Regions from separate parts of the Homo sapiens genome. Here region 2 is linked to region 1. A link is a loop called in an ENCODE intact Hi-C map of the cell type or tissue named here. Cell type or tissue: transverse colon. All regions are shown on one strand.

Region 1 (2,500 bases):
TGATATGAGGCTATGGAACATAAACCAAATCCAGTTCATGTGTCCAAGGAGCTTACAAGATAGAAGTGTTAAGGAATGTGGCTTGGTGCAGTGGCTCACGCCTGTAATCCCAGAACTTTGGGAGGCCAAAGTGAAGGAGGCCAGGAGTCTAAGATCAAACTGAGGAGCACAGAGAGATCCTAACTTTACAAAATAAAATTTTAAAAAATTAAAAATTAGCTGGGTATGGGATTCCACGCCTGTAGTCCCAGCTACTCAGGCAGCTGAGACAGGAGGGTTACGTGAGCCAGGAGTTCAAGGCTGCAGTGAGCTATACGTACACCACTGCACTTCAGCCTCGGCGACAGGGCAAGACTGTGTCTCAAAAAAAAGTGTTAAGGAATGTGTATCAGACATTTTTATAAATGTCATAACAGAGGTGCAGGTAAAATCCTGTGATCATTCACAGAAGAATAAAATCACCTTTCAGATACAGGATTCGGATCAGGTTTCATGGAAGAGGCAAAACTTTTTGTAAATCTCAAAATGGGTATGTTGTCAGAATGGAATGGCAAAAGAGCCTGGAAAAAGTAATGTTTATTCTGTGTGGTCTGTGTCTGCTAAAATTCCAGAGTTACTGTAGAGAAAGGGAGAGAATGGATTTGGGAGCCAATAGCAGTGTCTGCCACACCTGGCTCATATGTATACAGACTGCAGCAGGAAGGCAACGTCTGGCTACGATGCACAATACATGTGTGTCCTTGGTATAGCTCCTTAGCAGGAATATTCTGGCTAGTAAAATAACAGAGTTACTCAGGTGGGATAGCATGGTTGTTAACGGTGGAGGGTGTCCAGGTTCTTGGCATCTTGAACAAAGAATTCGTCAAAACGCACAAACAAAACAAGGAAGGAATGAAGGGATTACTGAAAATGAAAGTACACTCCGGCCGGGCGACGTGGCTCACGCCAGTAATCCCAGCACTTTGGGAGGCCGAGGTGGGCGGATGACGGGGTCAGGAGATCGAGACCATCCTGGCTAACATGGTGAAACCCCGTCTCTACTAAACATACAAAAAAATTAGCCGGGCGTGGTGGCGGGCGCCTGTAGTCCCACCTACTCGGGAGGCTGAGGCAGGAGAATGGCGTGAACCCGGGAGGCGGAGCTTGCAGTGAGCCGACATAGTGCCACTGCGCTCCAGCCTGGGCGACAGAGCGAGACTCCATCTCAAACAAACAAACAAAAAAGAACGTACACTCCACAGTGTTCGAGCGGGCAGCGGGAGTGAGCATAGGGGCACAAAGGCCCTGTTACAGTTTTTGTGAATTTAAATTCCCTCTACTTAGGGTACACCCTATGTAAATGAAGAGGATGAAGTGAAGTTACAAAGACATTTCCTGATTGTATGCCCTATGGAGAGGATATTTCCTGTTATAGCTGAAGTGTGAATCTGGCCTTAGCTTTCCTGCATCCAGACCCTATTTTCCCGCCTCATGGTGAATGTGTTATGAGGTTACTAAGATGGGGAAGAGAGGAGAACAGAAATGTATCTAACAGAGGGACAGACCTGAAGAAGTGGAGAATATCTTGTGAGATTTCCCCCACCTTTTTCATTCTTGGCTATGCCCTGTCGCCTGCCGAGCCTCTTTTCATATTCGGTCTGGAATGCTGAAACCTCCTTTTCCTCATTCCCTTTGTTATCTCTATATCTTGTTCCCTAGAAATAAAGATTTGAACTTTAGCATGAGCTGTACTTTTGCTACAGACCTTCTATTATCCAGCTACAGTGTTGACATACTTAATCTCCTTTAATGGGACAAGTAATGAACTCAATTAGCTGGAAAACCTCCATGCAAAGAGAAAAGACAACTCTTACCATATAATTCACAGACATTTCCCTTGATTCACATTATTCCTGCATTAAAGACCTTCTATGACCCCGAATATCAGTTGGTTACTCGCTAAAACTGACTGTAGAGCAATTTCGCCTTAAGCAGATTTACTTAACGAAACACTAATATGTAATTAACTGGACTGAGAATTTGATTTGCATACTCTCAAGGAACAATTTTTTATTATTTAAAAACAAAACACTTGACATTCTAGAAGGGGCTACAAAGACATCCCCAAAGGTCAATTAGTCCTACAACTGATTACCTAAATATTTAATAGCACTCAAACACAGTACTAAATGGGCTCTAATTTGTTTGTGAAAAGAAACAATGCCACTTTACACACGGCTGCCAAGTTTTCAGTAAACAAAGAGAATATGGTCTTGGGAAACTGATGAATCTAGTTTAAAAATGCGACAAGATCCTCCTGTGCTCCTTCCAAACATGGCAGTGATTTTCCACTAATTTTCTTCCTGATGCTTTTTTCCTTTAAGTCTACATGTTGATGCACCCCAAGGCTCAGTCTTTGAATTGGTCTCTTTCCTAGGTCGTTCTCAAGTAATCTCTAGGCTTGACAAACTTCCTCTGTATTGACAGCTCCCAATGTTATACCTATAGCTCACACCTCCTC
Region 2 (2,500 bases), 96 kb before region 1:
ATTTTTCATAGCCAAAAACTGAAAACAATCCACGTGTCCACCATGGATAAATAAGTTGTGGTATATCCATACAGCAGAGTATTATTCTGCAATACAAAGGGATGAATTACTGATACATCCAACAATATCAACAAATCTCGAAATTATGCTGAGTGAAAAAAGCCAAAGACAAGTACATACTTATGATTCTACTTATATAGAATTCTAGAAAGTGCAAAATTAATCTATAGTAATACAAAGCAGATCAGTGGTTTCCTGAGACTGTAAGGAGGGTTAGAGAGAGAAGAATAGAAAGAGACAGGAAGAAACTATTGGAGGTGATAAATTCATTATCTTGATTGTGGTGATAATTTCTTGAGTATCTGTAGACTTTAAATATGTACATTTTACTGTGTGTCATTTATACCTCAATAAAGCTGTCAGAAAACGTATTAAAGTAAACTATAAATACCACCATTAGAAATAATGCATATTTTGTTTAAGATATAGAGGGTTAAGGCAGTATGTGGTTTAAAAAAATCATTTGGAATTTCAAAGGTTTGGTTTAAGACATAAACATAGATCTTTTTTATAGGATTAATTATTGGTTTAATGAGATGTTACCCCAAGGTAAAGCCAAGATTTATTAACCTCCAATGGTCAATTTTCACCTCAGGAAAATAGTGGATTTATAAATATTTATAGCTGTTATAGAGGACTTTTGATGCTATATATTGACACATGTACAGAAACAAAGTATATTACTAAGTCTGAAGACTAAGATACAACTTTAAAAATGTGTTTCAAAAAGCATTTCAGGATGACAGTGGAGAAAAATAAAAATAAGCATGAAGACTTCTGAGATGAGGTACTGTTTAAAGGCACTGAATACTTTTAATTTGGCAGAAACATGAGAATCAGATTGAACCCTGTTATTGGAATAATAATTATTATAAGATAATGCTGAGAAAATGTATACTTTTTGACTACAACCACTTACCCTCTGCCATATATAGGAACAAAGAATTCCAAGATGGGCAGTGTCTCTTGGACTCAGAGTTGAGGATCTTTAGAATGTTTGAAGGGAGTTTTAAAATAAAGCAAGCAAAGCTGAGACACTCATGCAAGCTGGGTAGGGTTATGGGCTCAAGATGAATCAGCCTTCTCTACTGCATTCATCATTAATTAATGAATCCAAGCAACAAATATGTATTAGGCATCTACTATGCACTGACACTTGGTCAAGTGCTTTTCAAAATTCTGACCTACAGTGAACAAAATCTCTTCTATTTTTAGCATCCTTTCTGAATGGTCTTTTTTATTTCTTGCCATAACAGAGTCATCCCTCAGGGATACCGTGTCTTCTACAGTCCTATTAAGTGAAAGTCCCATCTAAACATCTTTCTTTCTCCCTATCATCACTACCAGCATATTATTTCCTCTCCCTTTTGTAAAACTCTTGTGCCTTTGAGAATCAATGATCTGCTTCTATCTCCCTCTTCCTCTCTCCATGGCAATCTCCTACTGTCCCCTGGTTACCACCCCTCATTCATGAAAGACTAAGTGCTTTGCTCAGGCTTTCTCCATCCCAAATCCTGCCATCATCCTGAGTCATTTCACCATACCCTTGGGTGACCCATCAACAAGCTGTTCAATTCCTTAGCTGCCTCATCTTCAGTGACTTCTTCACCTCAATAACCCCCGGCCAAGACACACCTAGATTAGGAACGGCATCATATTAATGACGCTAATTCATGTATGCCCCTTCTCACCATGAGTTTCTGTAGTTCTAGTTCAACTACTTGGACTATAATGGTTTTTGTCTTTACCTCTTTCCTTTCTTCCTTTTTTTCTCTTTTCTCCCTTTTTTCTTATCTTTTAAACCTATATCCCTCTATGTTCTAACTGTTACCTTTCATTTCTACACTTCTTCCTCCACTCAGTTTAAAATTAAATATTGTGTTTAGACACTTTCCTAAAAACTCTGACATTACTTCTAACTTTTGAAAGAGTTTAGTTAGACTAAACTCTCGCATTATGTCTAACTTTTCTGTAGGTTCTTTTGGGTATGCAAATAATGACATTCTTTATTGTTTACTTTCCAGTCCTGTACTCTTAATTTATTTTTCTTATCTTATTGTTCCTAAGACACACAATAAAATGGTGTACAGGTGTGATGCACTAATCCAAATATTCCATTTCTCTCCACCTCCAAGGCAAACTCCCTAGTCTATGACACTATTTTCTTTCACTTGATCAACTAAATTTCCCTCCAAAGTGGACTCCCTAGAATTACTCTGTTCCTTCCCAATCCTTTTGCATTTCATAAGCATAATAATCTTTTCAAAACACAATTTAGGTTATGTAATAGCCTTGTCTTAAACTCTTCGCTGGTTTATAATTGCACCCACAATAAAATCCAGAAGCTTTAACAGAGTCTACTTCTTCAAGCCCTTCTTTTTTTCACTAGATTTTACTCACCCTGCTTTCTTTTTCACTTTGTTTTTCTTTTTTCCAGAAG

Evidence for each region. A loop is a pair of places that touch in the nucleus more often than their neighbours do. Peaks named below come from ENCODE experiments on the same cell type or tissue, not always from the same donor. Only the 100,000 strongest peaks of a DNase experiment are listed, where the experiment ranks them.
Region 2: it touches region 1 in a loop (5-fold over the local background); 2 of 110 quality-filtered maps call a loop at or near these places.

The regions. Positions count from the first base shown.
Region 1 is chr10:22,277,209-22,279,708 of GRCh38, forward strand. No RefSeq gene overlaps it. Among named protein-coding and RNA genes, the nearest start is that of COMMD3, 38 kb to the right of the region's middle. In transverse colon, no CTCF peak of the experiment used is centred here; a DNase peak (open chromatin) is centred at 986; H3K4me3 peaks cover 437 bases; H3K27ac peaks cover 831 bases.
Region 2 is chr10:22,181,139-22,183,638 of GRCh38, forward strand. No RefSeq gene overlaps it. Among named protein-coding and RNA genes, the nearest start is that of EBLN1, 36 kb to the right of the region's middle. In transverse colon, no CTCF peak of the experiment used is centred here; no DNase peak of the experiment used is centred here.